Regions from separate parts of the Mus musculus genome. Here region 2 is linked to region 1. A link is a loop called in an ENCODE intact Hi-C map of the cell type or tissue named here. Cell type or tissue: gastrocnemius. All regions are shown on one strand.

Evidence for each region. Hi-C counts contacts between places; a loop is a spot of excess contacts. Peaks named below come from ENCODE experiments on the same cell type or tissue, not always from the same donor. Only the 100,000 strongest peaks of a DNase experiment are listed, where the experiment ranks them.
Region 2: it touches region 1 in a loop (9-fold over the local background); 18 of 42 quality-filtered maps call a loop at or near these places.

Annotation. Positions count from the first base shown.
Region 1 is chr7:3,326,633-3,334,632 of GRCm38, forward strand. Prkcg (protein kinase C, gamma) reads left to right here. Exons shown (of 18, transcript NM_011102.4): 15 at 784-864; 16 at 2,403-2,510; 17 at 3,196-3,336; 18 at 3,514-4,467. The coding sequence ends at 3,702. It overlaps Cacng7 (calcium channel, voltage-dependent, gamma subunit 7), which reads left to right and starts at 6,193. Exons shown (of 6, transcript NM_133189.5): 1 at 6,193-6,404. In gastrocnemius, a CTCF peak has its summit at 3,721; DNase peaks (open chromatin) are centred at 3,290, 3,717, 4,237, 5,071 and 4 more places; H3K4me3 peaks cover 2,938 bases; H3K27ac peaks cover 1,822 bases.
Region 2 is chr7:3,447,399-3,455,398 of GRCm38, forward strand. Gm35037 (a long non-coding RNA gene) reads left to right here and starts at 4,912. Exons shown (of 4, transcript XR_881797.1): 1 at 4,912-5,069; 2 at 5,240-5,290. In gastrocnemius, CTCF peaks have their summits at 1,560 (motif pointing left) and 6,618; a DNase peak (open chromatin) is centred at 1,543; H3K4me3 peaks cover 396 bases.

The DNA of each region.
Region 1 (8,000 bases):
TAATTAATTTAATAATATTTTAATACACAAAATAATAATTATTTTGTGTATTCATGGGCACACATGTCATAGCATATATGTGGAGATGAGAGAAAAACTTTGTGGGGCTAATTTAATTTCTCTCTGCGTTTGTGTGTGTGTACATGTAACAGCTTGCATATTGAGGTCAAAGAACAACTTTAGGGAGATTTTTCTCCCCACTATGTGAGTTATAGGAATTGAATTCCAGTCATCAGGTTTTGTGTGTCAAGGGGCTCTTTACCTGCTCCCATCTTGCAAGTTCTTACGTGGAATTTATATGTTGACAGTTAAGGAAGTTTGTAAATATATACATTGTTTCCTGGATTTTCCAAAGGGTGAAGCTCTTCCTAAAAAAATAGTCAGAGTGGAAAGTTCTTGAAGTGGGTCAGAATCCAGAGAGAGAGGCCGTAGGAACCCTGTAGTCTTTTTTTTTTTTTTTTTTTTTGGTTTGTTTTTTTCAAGACAGGGTTTCTCTGTGTAGCCCTGGCTGTCCTGGAAGTCACTCTGTAGACCAGGCTGGCTTCAAACTCAGAAGTCCCCCTGCCTCTGCCTCCCAATAGCTGGGATTAAAGGTGTGCGCCACCACGCTCGGCTGGAACCCTGCAATCTCAGAGAGCAAACATCTGTATTCCTAGCACTAGGGAGGTGGAGGCAGGCGAGCTCAGGGTCATCCCCCACACATAGTTCAAAGCCAGCCTGAACTACATGCGACCCTGTCTCCACAAAAAAAGTTACACTCTCTGCTTTCTCTTCCTCTTTTAGATCATTGCCTATCAGCCCTACGGGAAGTCTGTCGACTGGTGGTCTTTTGGGGTCCTGCTGTATGAGATGTTGGCAGGACAGGTAAGGCAAAGTATGCACTGTTAGCTCAACTAATGGCTATGTAGAGTTGGGTGTCCCTTTTTATGTGGCATTATTCTAGTAGGAACAGGATGGAAAGGTAGTCAGTCCAGTCTAAGAAAACATGTTTGGCCAACCCCTCTGTCAGTCAACAGGTTCTCCAGGGCAGGAGTGAGGATTAAAAAGAAAAAACATAATTAGACAACATTGTAGCATGACCCCAGTCAGTTCTGAGGTTGAGGCAGTTTAATTTTTCCCAGTCTGCTTTTATACCATTTTAATTACATGCAAGTATTATTAAGGGTGGGCAGTACAATGAGGAACAAGCAAGACAATAAACACAGATAGTCAAGGTGCAAGGAATACAAAGTCACATGGTCACTCCTGTGATCACTGTTTCCGTGGGCTTATCAGGATGATCAAGATATCTGAGCCTACTTCCCCATCTTAGCCCAAAGTCATATTCTTGCCTGAAGCCTACTTCTTTTGTTCCACCCTAAGATTAAGGTTCCTGCCTGAACTTCTTTGTCATGCCCTTGATGTCAGATTCTTGACTGGGCCCATTTCCGACCTCAGCCAAAGTCAGATTCGTGTTGAGCAGCCCTCAAAGGCTCTCAAAGGCTCTCCACATGCACTGATCTGCCAGGAAGCTGGTGTGTGTGTGTGTGTGTGTGTGTGTGTGTGTGTGTGTGTGTGTTTAACATGGTGCTGTCCATGGTCCTGAAGCATTGTTTTAACTACCATGGTTTGGTTTTTGTTTACTTTTCCTTGTGAATCTCTTTAGCAGCCTGAACCATATCAAAGGCTACAATAGTGTGAAAGCCGTAGTATGCACATGGAACGTTGTTTTAAAATGAGATAACTGTATGTGGTATCCACCGCCTGTACCTCCAGCACTTCACTTAAGAGGCAGACATAAGAGGATCAGGAGTTCAGGGTCATCTTTGGCAGTCATAGCCTAGGCTACATAAGACCCTGTCTTAAAATAGACAAACAAGCAAACAAACAAAACCTTCACATTGTGTTGCCTTTCCTAATCACAGAAGTCTCAGCCCCTTATTCAGTGAGGATAATCATTTCCAGTCTTTCCTGCACCCCCTCCCCCATTAGATGACATATTGCCAGATTTACATAGCAGAAAAAGAGAGCCAGACAGTAGAGTGATGCACAGAACTAGGGCATGTATGATGAGGAATTAGAGATGAAAATGGAATCGTTGCCGGGCAGTGGTGGCCAACGCCTTTAATCCCAGTACTTGGGAGGCAGAGGCAGGCGGATTTCTGAGTTCAAGGCCAGCCTGGTCTACAGAGTGAGTTCCAGGACAGCCAGGGCTACACAGAGAAATCCTGTCTCGAAAAAACAAAAACAAAACAAAACAAAAATGGAATCGTTTTCTTGCTTTTATCCAAGGCGGTTGGCCATAGGGGAGAGGTGGGGATGCGTTATCAGGATGCTTTTGTGTGAAGTGGATGTTGGTGGATGCACATTTGGGAAAGGCTGCCTCTCAAGCCTCTGACTTAGTTCTGCCTCCTTCTTAAAAGCCACCCTTTGATGGGGAAGATGAGGAAGAGTTGTTTCAAGCCATCATGGAACAAACTGTCACCTATCCCAAGTCACTTTCCCGGGAAGCTGTGGCCATCTGCAAAGGGGTAAGAACTCCAACTCCCAGCTTTTTCAGACCCACCACCCATATACCTCGGTGGCCATCTTTTTCAGAAAAAGGCTCCTGTCACTCAAACCTTCCTACAGCCATCTTCTGTAAAAGTCGTTTTGAACAATATTTTGCTACCTCGCTGTCATCCCAGACCAAGAGCGGCCTCTGCCTCACCCTGACCCACAGCAGGAAATGTTGAAAGGGCAAGGCCTGTCTCTCTAGAGCTGGATGGGTCAGATTACCCCTAATCCCCATGACATATTCTTCATGGGTCTTGCTGAGTCATCCAAACTGTGAGCCTCAGTTTCTTCTCCCTGGTTGATGCAGAAGAAAGTGCATGGCCCATAGGAGATCTTCAGTTCTCCCCATCTCTTCCTCCCCTCTTCCTCCTTTTTTGGATTTTTCCTATGTCTCTATTTCCCCCTCTCTGACTCTTTTACCACCACACTTGATTTTTAAAAGCATTTTAAATTTAATTTTTAGCCTATTGATTTGTGTGTGCGCACACACATATACATCAGAACACAGATGTGGAGTTCAAAGGACAATGTTAAGGAGTAATTTTTCCCCTTCCAACGTGTGGGTCCTAGGGATCGAACTCAGATCATCTATTAGACATGGTGACAAGTGCCTTTACTCGCTGAGCTATCTGACAGGTCCTCTCTGTGTGCTTTCCACAGTTCCTGACCAAGCACCCAGGAAAACGCCTGGGCTCAGGGCCAGATGGGGAACCCACCATCCGGGCTCATGGCTTTTTCCGTTGGATCGATTGGGAGAGGTTGGAGAGACTGGAAATTGCACCTCCTTTCAGACCACGTCCGGTCAGTTGCCCTCCCAAACTCCTGTCCCTGGAAGTTGGGGCTCCCGAGCTTCAAAACTTGTATGTGGAGGTGGGGGGCCCTTCTGCAGAGATGCTCCTAAAGGGACGAACAGAGACCACGGGGATGTGCATAGATTTTGATTATCAGGGCTTAATTTTCCTTTCGTTCGTATCATAGTGTGGCCGCAGTGGCGAAAACTTTGACAAGTTCTTCACGCGGGCAGCGCCAGCACTGACCCCGCCAGACCGCTTGGTTCTAGCCAGCATCGACCAAGCTGATTTCCAGGGCTTTACTTATGTGAACCCGGACTTCGTGCACCCAGATGCCCGCAGCCCCACAAGCCCTGTGCCCGTGCCTGTCATGTAATCTCATCTGCTGCCGCTAGGTGTCCCCAGTGCTCCCTCCGCCAAGCCGGCTGTAACACCCATCTACCCTCTCTAGTCCGAATTCTAGGTCTCTTAACCCACCTAGCCTTCTGGCCTCTTTCACGCACCCCAACGAGTTCTAGACGCTGTTTCCCAGCATTGCTGGCATTTTAAACTCAAAGAGTCTCTAGAGCCTTTCTGTGTTCTAGATTCCGTTGTGCTGAGCCCTGATTTTCCCCACCCCCAACATCTGGATACTGTTCCAACTCTTCCCAGAAACCCCACTTGGTAGTTTATGCCTTCTCTCTCCCTAGACCATTCTGGGGAAAATAGTCTCATGAGATTGCCTGCTCCAGACTAAGACTCCAGATCTGCTCCCCGCATCCTTCAAGGCTCCTCCTACCTCCACTTCAGTTGTAGAGTTAAGTGGGAGTCTGGGCTCAGCGTTCCAGACCACCTCCCTTCCACGCTCTGGGGATTCCTGGCATGCACCAAGAATTCTTTCCCCCTACTTTTCTCAGTCAGCTTTTGTTCTAGACTTGTTCCAGAATCCCTCAATGCTCACCTGCCCCGTGCATGGCTCCAGCCTTGGTCGGAATCACACACACACACACACACACACACACACACACACACACACACACAGCCCTTGTCCTCCGCAGTGCCTGCAACTTTCTGGGACTTTCTCATTCCCCACCCCCTTCCTTTATCCTCTCCCACCCAGACACAGCTGCTGGAGAATAAATTTGGGATGCTGATGCTAAAATGTTTGGATGTTTTCTTGTAAAGCTTAGGGGGCGAAGTGGGTGCGGAGGTGGGCTGGCTGTACATAGAAACAAACATGGGGGGTGGTGGAGAGAAAATGCACAGACCTGTAAAATAAAAAGAGAAGACAACTTTTGCATGAGAGCGCCATGCAAACCGTTTTTTCTGAGAAGACCGATGTGACCACATTGGTAACATACTCAATGAATAACCCTTGACCAGTGTGTCAGCAAGTGATCGACCCTCCACCCAGTTACCACACACTCATATTCACCCAGAGCAAAGTGCAGATACAGACAACATACACCAGAATCTAGAGAAGTCCTGGTAAGAAATATGAAAAGCTAGCCTACTGTGGGGAGACAGACTTGTTCAGAAGGACCCCATGTTACAGAAGGTGAGAGAACCAGAACCTGGAAGCTTGGGAACCAGTTAGCAAGGCAGAAGACAGGCAGAAACGTCCTCCCGGCCTCTTTCTCCCCTGACCCACTTTGCAAGTACGTGTGGAGGAGAGCAGGGAGTGAAGGGGACCAATCAAGATAAGACTACGTTTCCCAGCAGACATCGCAGAAGACCCTGCCCCCCTCCCCAGGTGCTGTCCTCTGGCCGCCAGGGCTGATGGGGAATGTAGTCTCTGGATCGGGCAAGCCAGCAGAATGGTGCCCCTGTCAGTGTGTTTGGAGGGGACAGAACCTCAAAAGCTTAGCAGGTTCCTTTGAAGGCCTGGCATCTCTCCTCCGGATCTTCGAGTCTCACTCCAACTGGAGGCTGAGGTTACCCCTTTCTCTGGTATCACCTCTCCTGTACTCTTATCACGTTCCTGAAAGCCCCAGTCCAAGTTTCGACCCTCGGCGGGCAGCCTGCCCCTTTAAGAGTGGCCCCGCTGACATCACGGCGGGGGGGGGGGGTGCTGGCCCCGCTCCCAGCTCCGCGGCGGCTGCAGGACCCGGCTCTGCTCTGCGCCTGCCCGCCAGCTGCTCTAGGGACCCGGCCCGGGACGCCCCTTCCCGCCTTCTTCAGCTGCCCAGACCCCCAGGCTCCGCCCCTTGCCTGGCTACAGCCCCAGTCCTCGTCAGGGGGATATCCCATCCTGGCTTGCCCCTGCTGTCTCTCCTCAGAAAGTCAGTCTCTCTCTCTCTCTCTCTCTCTCTCTCTCTCTCTCTCTCTCTCTCGTCTATTTCTCTCTATTTTTCTATTTCCCCATCCCATCTCCTACAAGCTTAAGGTCCCTGGATTTCAGTTTCCTTTGGTCCAAGGCCTCTGAGCTCTCCTTGCCTGGATTTTGGGGCTCTCTGACCTCTCTACTCCCAGGGCCTCAAAATCTCTGAGCCGCTGGAGTGGTGGGGGTGGGGACACCTGAAACTACTCCATCTCTGTCTCCTCTTTTCTGTCTGTCTTTTCTAGTCTCAGGACGCGTGAGTTCCAGAAAATATTTCTCTCTCTCTCTCTTCTCTCTTCTCTCTCTCTCTTCTCTCTTCTCTCTTCTCTCTTCTCTCTTCTCTCTTCTCTCTTTTCTCTTCTCTCGCTCTCTCGCTCTCGCTCTCGCTCTTGCTCTCTCTCTCCTTCTTGGGCTCTCTGCCTCTGTTTCTATTCTCTCTCCCTCCCTGCCTGCCTCCCTGCCTTCCCCCCATCCTGAAGGCTCATCTCATTCCCTCGCTGCATCCTTCTCCCTCCCTTCCCGCCCCTCCCCTCCTCCGCATTAGCCAATGAGCGGCCGCTGGTCCCTGCTCCCGGCTGCGTCCGCTGAGTGAGGCCGCGGGCGAGGGGGGTGGGGGGTGGGAGGCCCGGAGGGGGCCGGGACGCCGGGCTCGGGGGCGGGGGCGGGGGGCGCGGGCACCGGAGACCCCGGTGGCGGCAGCGGCGGCCGGGGAAAACCGCGGGGCCGGTCATGCGGCTGCGGGGCCCGCGGCCCGGAGCGTCCGCCCAGCCCTGAGAGAGGTAAGAGCGAGGGGAGGGTCCGGTGAGGCAAGGGGGCTCCGAGCTAGACCACTCTCAGCCGGAATTGGGGCTCGGGGGAGGTTAGAGGGGCTCCAGGTATGGGATCCTGAGGATTTCAATGTTGAATTTGGGAAGGTTTTGGCGGATAGAGGAACATTTGGGCCTGGTGGATCCCGGAGGACCTGGGGTCCGAGGGTCCGAGAGTAAGAAAACAAACTCGGTGTTTGAGAGTTAAGAGACCGTCGCCACTGGGTAGGCTCTAGGCGGGGTCTTTGAGGAAGCGGATCACGACGAAGGAGGAGGGCCCAGGCCGGTAAGAGCAAGCCGTGAGTCTGGGAAAGGGTCCTAAATAAAGCGGAGAGTTACGGACTCCAAGGATATCGAAGGGAGATGGAGTTTGGACTTGGGCTTTGAGGAATGGCACTTGAGCCATTCAGATATCCAGATCGCGGAAACGCTGGCGTAAAGGATCAATCAGAAGGAGATTCCAGGCCTGGTGATGGTGGAGGTGGGGGTGTCCCAGAGGTGGAATGGCAGCAGAATAAAGAGCTGTGTGGGTCAGGTAGAAAGAAGATGAACTGGACGTGAGAAGGAATGGGATTAATGTAAGAAGTGAGGGGAATTGGAAAGGTCCAGCTCCCCAACTGCTAGTCTAGTAGGAGGAGCAGACCCGAAGGCTGAGGTCAGCTCCCCAGACCAAGACAGTCCGGTGATTGGGTAGATAATGCTTGTATGAGCTGAGTACTGAAAGCAGAGCAGGCAGCTGGCGGTCAAGCCCCAGAGCCACTTGAAGGGGGATGGGAAGAAAAGCTAGACAGCTCTGTTAAATCTAGATCTTTGGGTCCTCCACGAGGCTGGGGCTGAAAGTGAGGGGTTCTGGACCTAAGAACCCCAGGATGTAAGTGGTGACTCTGATTCTATGGTCTTTATTGGGATGGAGTAGAATCCAAAAGCTTACAGAATTCTGATGGAGCCAAGTAGAGTCTCATGTCTTAATTGCATATTGGGAAAATGTTTGGGGGAGGTGTCTCAAACTTTGTAATGAAAAAGATGGTGGGTGGGAGCTGGAGAGATAGTTTAGTTAAGAACACTTGCTGCTCTTCCAGAAGACTCGAGTTTGTTTCACAGCACCTGTCAGGTGATTCACAATTGTCTCTCAACACTAGCTCCAGAGGCCCCATCACCTCTGGCTTCTTCCAATGTATCCATCACCTCTAGACTCGGGTACATTCTCTTGAACATACCCCACATGTAGACACACACACCTACCCAGAGTTTGTTTTTTAAGGGGATGGGTATATCTCTGGTCATAGAGGACTCTGGCTGAGAGTAGCTTGGGGATACTCAGGTGAGTCCTGAGTGCACATTATTGCATTTTGTGTCAAGGAGAGATTTCTTGTAGGGGCGTGGTAGTGTAAGAATTATAGATAAAGAATTTGGAGGCTGTTGAGATGGCTTGGTTGGTAAAGGTGGTTGCTTCTGAGCCTGATGGATGACCCCAGATCCCTGGGACCCACATAGTCAGAAGAAAGTACCAACTCTCGAAAGTATCTCCACATGAGTGCCATGGAGACCACACACATGCACACACACATA
Region 2 (8,000 bases), 120 kb after region 1:
TTTTCATGCTCATCAGCTTGATTTAGTCATTCCTAAAATGTCAAGTATTTCAAAATGTCACTCTATGCACCACACAGTTTTTATTTGTCAATTAAAAATCAGCTGACTAAAGTTGGGTTTGGAGTGTGCACCTGTAATCCCATCACTGGGGAGCAGAGGAAAGAGGATTGCATGGGGCCAGCCTGGTCTACATAGTGAGTTCTGGGCCAGAGCTACATAGCCCACTGTCTCAAAATAGATAGATTGATAGATGGGAATAGATAGATAATAGAATGATAGATGATAGAGATATGATAGAAGATAGATGATAAATATAGGACAGGTACAGATGGATAGGAATAGGGATAGATTAGATAGAAAAATAGATGATAGATATATAGATAAATGGTAGATATATATAGATGATAGATGATTGATATAGATGATAGAAAGATAGATGGATAGATTAGATAAATAGATAATAGATAGATGGATAGAAAGATGAATAGATTAGATAGATAGAAGATAGATAAATAGATGATAGATGGATAATAGTTGTTAGATGATAGATGATAGCTAGATAGATGATAGACAGATGATAGATAGATGGATGGATGACAGTTAAATAATCATTTCTATATTGTATATATCTATAATCACAGCCCTTGGAAGGTAGAGGTAGAAGACCTGAACTTCAAGGTTGGGCAAGCAAGGTGGCTCAGCCAGTTAGCTCTCCATGACCCACATGGCAGGAGAAAACCAACCCCTGCAAGTTATCCTCTGACTTCCACACGTGTACACGGTAGATGCCTTCAGCCCCCATTAAATAAAATTTAATAAAAATTCAAAATAAAAGAAGTTCAAGGTCTTGGCTACATGATTAGTTCAAGGCTAGCCTGGGCTACAAAAAAATTCTGCCAAAGAAAGAAAGGAAAAGGAAAGGAAGAAATAAGAAAAGAAAGATGAATATTGCAAAATCAGTAATGCTTTAAAAAAATCAATTTAATATTGTTGTCCCAAAACAAAGACAGGATGGTAGCAGGTGCCTTTGCCAGCTGAGCCACCTTGCCGGCCTGATCTTGACTTCCTGAGCCTTCTGCCTCTACCTCCCATGTGCAGGAATTACAGGTATACATTATTACACACAATTTTTAATTTAAAATTTGTTAACTTTTTTTTTTAACCACAATGAGTTTGGGGTCTCCCTTTGTAGCTACACCTCATTTCCCAAAAGATAAGACAAGACTATCTTGTCTTATCACAGAACACAAGAGTGGCGCGGAGCAAGAACCTCACAATATCCCTTTCCAGTGAGGCTAAAGGACTCCATGTTTCCTGATCTTTCTTGGCTTGGGGACAAGGCTTGGCGGGAAGGAGTGCCGGGGGTGGGGGTGGGGGGAGAGAATGAATTGGTGTGGAGAGATGCAAAGCCGAGCTGCATTTCCCAAGGAAAGATTATGTGTTTTTAATACTATCTTTAAGGCCCCTTGTAGCTAGGTTGTCTGAAAAGACAACTACTGACTCTGGGACCCCTCTTTTGCTGGAAACGATCGTTGGCGCCACCTAGTGGCAGGATAGGCGGCGACCCAGACATTCAGCAGGCGCTCCGGAGTGGAATAATGGCTATCACCACTTCCAGCCCTTCTAATTGAGCCTGCTGTTTCTTTTTGATGCAGAGTCTTTCTTCTGGTTATTTATGGACATATGCACAATCACCTCTCCCCAACAACTATCCTGTATATCAATACAGATTCCATGAGTCAGCGATTTGGACAGACGTCACGGTGGATGGCATCTGTTTCAAAGTGTTCAGAGCCTCAGAAGCTGGAGTTATTTATCGGAGAATCATCTGGCCTTCACTCATTGGTGCTGGGCTGGGCTGGGCTGATTCCCAGGCTGAGCACACTCGTGCTAAACAGGTACTCTACCACATTGGCCTACATTACTAGTCTTAACACACACACACACACACACACACACACACACAGAATAACACTTGCTGTTCTTACAAAGGACCCAGGTACAGTTTCCAGCACACACATGACAGTTCATAACCACCTGTTACTCCAGTTCCAAGGGAACTGACATCTGCTTTTGGCTTCTGCGAGTACCACACTCACTGTTGCACTTACATGCACTCAGACTACATGCTCTCCATAAAATAAAAATAAACGTCCTCTTAAAAACTGTATTTTAATGCCAGGCAGTCGTGACACACAGCTTTGATCCCAGCACTTCGGAGGCAGAGGCAAGCAGATCGTTGTGAGTTCAAAGCCACCCTGGTCTAAAAAGCTAGTTTCAGCACAGCCAAGGCTACAAGAAGAAACCCTGTCTGGAGAGAGAGGGGGTGGGTATAAGAAACTGGGCTCACCCTAGCCTGTTCTAACACAGCCCTCCCTCTTCTCTCTGTCTGTGTGTGTGATAGTGGAATATATATACACATATATATTCCACTAAGTTTGAGGGATACCCCACCCCCGCACAGTGGGGTTCTATTTCTGACCTCAGGGCAGGCATAAACCACACCCAAACCCCTGTTTTCAGAGAGGTTCTTTATTAAGCAGGGAAGAAAAGCTAAAGGGGCTGCTTCCTGACTCAGAAAAACAGCACCAAATGACCTTGCAGGTGTGTGTGTGTGAGTGTGTGTGAGTGTGTGTGTGTGAGTGTGTGTGCTGTGTGTGTGTGTTAGTGTGTGTGAGTGAGTGTGTGTGTGTGTGATGTGTGTGTGTGAGAGTGTGTGTGTGTGAGTGTGTGTGTGTGTGTGTGTGTGTGTGTGTGTGTGTGCTGTGTTGCAACAGGCTAGGTTGAGGTGGTGTATTTTGACCAAAGGGGGCTTGTGATTGCTTGGACTTCAATACTTTGATAGCTAGACCTTGGTAGTCAGCCTCAGGAGGAGGAAGTAGCCAAAAAAGGGAATAGACTTTTGGGGGCTAGCTTTAAGAATACCATCCAATGGTTTCTAACAAGGCAGAGGGAATGGGCAGAGAGAAGAGCAAAGCCTGTCAGAGCCATGCTCACCACACTTGAGCTAGCCAGAGTCCCTTCAAAGTCCTGGGTGTTTTTAAAAAATTGTGTGTGCATGTGTGTCTGTTAAAGTTTGAGCATTTGAGTGCAGGCAGCATCCTCAGATGGTGGGAGCTCTCAGGTGGGATCTCCTAGTGAACTCCCTCATATGGGTGGTGGGTACTGAACTCAGTCCTCTCTAAGAGGAGCACTCATGGGTAAACACTCTGACATTTCTCCATCACCCTACCCCACCCTACCTCACCCCACCCCAGGCTGGTCTTAAACTTATAATCCTCCTGCTTCCTCCTCCCAAGTGCTCAGGTTACAGATGTGCACTCGCATGCCCGAGTACTGCTAAGTGATTCTCAAGGGTACAATATGGTGTTGTTGTTATCATAACCGCAGCCACTATGTTGTACAGTGAAATATAATTCAGCTTTTAAAAAGAAGGAAACCCTGTCACTTCGACAACACAGATGCTCCCTGGATGGTGTTGTGTTATGGGAAATGAAGCAGGCACAGAAAAAGAAACACCACATGATGTCACCCAAATGTAAAACCTAAAAAAGTCAAACTCATGGTAGCAGAGAGTAGAATGGAGATTCCAAGAAGCTGGGGGCAGGGGTTGAGAGCTGGGCAGAGCAAAGTCTTGAGTTTGGCATTTAGGGGACACTGAGACGGGTCATCTTTTTGATTAAGAAGTTTATTAAATATTTAACCCCATGGGCAGATATATGGCAGAATTTGAGGGTGGTGCTGGTGGTGGTGGTGTGGTGGCCTCTGAGGAGACGCTGGACTCAAGAGGCAGAGTTCAGGGTATTGCTTCTTACAGATTTCAGAGAAGCCTGGAGAAAAGCTTTTTCTCTGAATCACCAGCAGGCAACAGGGGTGTAGGTGGAAAGGAGCCACCAGTTGCCCCTTTGATGTCTGGGGAGCATAGCGCAGACTTGCAGGCTCTCGGAGGTTTGTGAGTCACTTCGGAAGAGAGGGAAAGGCTGCTGGTGGTGTGATGACTTGGCTAACAGGCAAGTGCTGGTCAAAATGCTAGGTCAGGGTGACAATGGGGCACTGACTGCATACTCTGTAGTATAAGAATACACTCACACAGAAGCGGGAAGGGGAGGGGGAGAGGAAGACAGAGGAGAGCTGAAGTTTACAGTTTGCCTTCCCCGGGGGTGGGGGGTTTCTCTTAATCTCTAATAACATTGTCCATAAGCTTCCATTTGTGTCCATTCTTAGATCCATTTTTCACAGTTGTTAGCATTTCTTCTGGACCCCACCCAACAGTTACCTAGCAACAGCCAGGTAGGAGCCTGGCTTGCTAGAAAAGGTCTATTTGGCCTCCCTCTGCCTTTCTCTGGCCTCTCTCTCTCTCTCTCTCTGTCTGTCTGTCTCTACACCCCACGCCCACCCCCCCCCACCCTGAGTCCTCTTTCCCCCACTTTCTCCACCTGTTCTGGGCTGGCTTCTTCCCTTCTTTCTCTCTCTTTCTGTCCCTCTCTGTCCCCTTTCTTTCCCACATCCCCCTTCTCATGTCCTGCTAAGACACCTCTCCTGTCGCCTCATCACACATTACATTACAAAACTATCAGTAGTGTACTCCCCATTTCGGTCCTGTCGTGGTGGCCCCCAACCTCACCTCACCCCTGTCCTGAAATGTGGTCTGTAGATCAGACCGGCCTTGAACTCACAGATAGGCCTGCCTCTGCCTCTCAAGAACTGGGATTAAAAGTACACACCACTATTGCCCAGCTTCTTAAATTCTTTTATTAATGTGACAAAGAGTCCCATGAAGGATCCCTGGTTTCCTCTCTGTTTGTTTGCTCTGAGTTAACCTTCAATCTAGATGCCACCCAAAGCCTCAGGACCTTGATGTTTGTGACACGCCCCCCTCCCCCCAGGCGAGGATAAGGGGACGAGCTCTAAGTCCACACATCTCAGAGACAAGACTGGCCACTTGACCAGAGGGGCAAGAGGAAACTTTGGAAGAACTGGCTGCCTTTGTTTCCCCTCCCTGTAAAAGCTGCTAGTTAAAGATGGCACGAAAGGCAGATCTTTAAGGCGATAAGCCACTATCTTGTCAGGTGGCTCAGCTCTCTGAATAAAATGCACCTTAGTGATACAGTTTCTGGTTTTGTGTATATACTGGGCTGATTACAAAAAAAAAAAAAAAAAAAAAAAAAAAGGAAAATTCTAGGGAGAGGGAGAAATAAACACAAGCGATCAATTGACTGCTGTTTTTACGATATCACAGAGCTCCTGAGTCAATCCACACTGAGATGACCACATTCTGGCCTTCAGTCAGGTAAGGGGATAAACACCTCTCATTTTAATGACTTTAAATGTATGCATCTAGAATAAGCTGGGGTGTATGTGTTTACATATGCACAGGGGGTCTAGAGACTATCTTTAGGAACTGTCCACCTTGTTTGTTTGTCTGTCTATTTAAAAAACAATATTGACATTTATTAAATGGGGATTTTACACAGATTTAAGCCCAGCAGTAAGTTGAAAGAGGTTCTCAGAGAAAGAGTAAGACACACGGAAGAGCTGAGTATGACTTAAGCCTCGCAGGACTTGGGGTATGAAACCTTTCAATTGTTTCTGTTCTGCCTTTTTCCAGTGTCTGTGAGATCACATCACAGTTCTCAACGTGTGATGGCTTCACAAGTTTAGGTGGCTGGCCAGGTATAGCCTCGCACTTCCTTGGTTTCGGTTTGTTTGCAGTGTTCACAGGCCAGATCACAACAACAAATGGTTTGTTTGCCTGTGTTCCTTAGTAGAATTTAAAAAGCGAATCTGTAAAGGATTTAGCAGAAAGATCTAGCTGGTCCCCAATGAAGCAGCACCTCACCATTAAAAATCAAAGGCCAGGCGCTTGAGTGAGCTGCGAAAGGAGGGCAGGCCAGCGGGAGGTGAGCTTTTCAGGCAGCAGAAGTGTGAAGATAGAAAAACCCAAACCGGTGAGCAGTTCACTGGCCTCATCATCCAGCTAAGGGCACAGGGGATTTCCTTACCGAGCTGACCCAAGTGGACTGGGAATTTTATGGTTTTGGAAATAAACCCTTGTAAAGTTCCGTTAGATGATATGACAGGGGATGCTATGACGGTCTCGTCTGGTCTCCTGGGGCCTGGTGAAGGAAACCAGTAGCCCACTAAAGCCTCTGGTAAAATGAGCTTAATTAGTAGTGGACGCTTTCTCTGACACTAGTGGCGCTATCAGAGAGGTTGAGGCAGGAAGAGAAGGGGGAGGGGGAAACAAACAGGAAGGAGAGGAGGAAGAGGAGGAGGAGGAGGAGGAGGAAAGGGGAAGGCTCTAACTCAGCATACACAAAGCCAGTACCACATAAACTGAGTGTAACAGCACGCCTGAAATTTCATCGCTCAAGAAATGGAGGAACCAGGAGGATTAGAAGTTCAAAAATAACCTCAACTCCATAAAGAGTTTGAGGCCAGCTTACTGAGATGGGGTGTGGGGGGGGGGGAGGGGAATGGACACAGAACGGGGGGGGGGGAAGAGAGAGAGAGAGAGAGAGAGAGAGGAACCCTGTTTTTTTTTTTTTTAATATATAAGTTTTGCACGAGCGCTACCTGGAGGCGTGTAGTGGGACTGCAGAGAGAACCTAGAAATATACAAAAGGACCCCTTGAGGGTTCAGGTGTCCTTAGGTGACTGACGGAGGAGATGCATTCCCAGTACAGTAGTTGCAGATGAGAGGCCTGCATGCTTGTGAGAGAGCAGGGGAGGATTAGGAGGTCCAGGTGGGGATAAAGAAATAGCTGAATGTTCTAACTCTGCAGCTGCAGGCAGCCTGCCAAAGCGTTTCAATTACCGAGCTGACACGATTGCTGCTTCTTCTTGCATCTGGCTAATATAAAAAAGTGACTGGAAGTCTTTCCGACCTAAGATGCCTATGAAGGTCATTAGACACACCTTCTATGGTGCTCAAGGTCACAGGCAAAGATTTAGGTCAAGTTTGCTGGGCATGGTGGTCCACGCTTTTAATCTCAGCACTCGGGAGGCAGAAGCACACAGACCTCTGTGAGTTTGAGGCCAGCCTGCTCTACATAGAGAGTTCCAGAACACAAACTCAAAACCAACCAGACAGAAGATTTGTACCCAAGGGAATGGATGATGGGGGAAATTGATAGATGGATGATGGGGGAAATTGATAGAATGATCACACCCATTTCTTTATTAACTTAAAAAGGTGTGTGTGTGTGTGTGTGTGTGTGTGTGTGTATGTGTGTGTACAGAGGCCAGAAGAGCTGTCAGATCCCATGAAGCGGGAATTACAGGCCACTGTGAACCTCCTAATGTTGGTGCTGGAAACCAAGCCCAGGCCTTCTGCAATGACAGGCTAACAGTGTCAGATATGGGCCCCATCTCATGGAGTGGGCCTTAAATATAGTTTTTAAAAAGTGGTTGGCTACTCCCATAAGCTTTATGTCATGGCTGCACCAGTATGTCTTACAGGCCGGTAACCACTGCAGGATGAAAGGTTTGTAGCTGTGAGGGACTGATGTGAAAGATCTTGGAACACTCAGGCCTAAACGGGATGTCTTCATGAAATCCCTCCTTCAAGGCTCAGGAACCTATTTGGAAGAAGGGGAGGGAAGACTGCAAAAGCCAGAGGTGCTGGATAACTCTAACACAGTGTCTTCCAGACAGAGGGGGAAAAAAACCCTGACACACATAAGGACTTTCAGAGACCTTGACAGCATACATAAGACCTGCTGCACAGGCTCAAGCCAGACAACATCCCAGCACTGAAAGAGGAAAGTGGATGAGAAGTCATGTTTTATCTTTTTTATTTAGTTTCAAGACAGGGTTTCATTATGTAGCCCTGGCTGGCCTGGAGCTTCCTATAGACCAGGCTAGCCTCAGATTCAGAGTCCTACCTACCTCTGCCTCCTGAATCCTAAAATTAAAGGTAACAGCACCCAGCCAGCCACGGATGTTTGACTGTGTTTATAGTACCAGATATGAATTCCCTCCTGTAAGGCAGGCCTCAA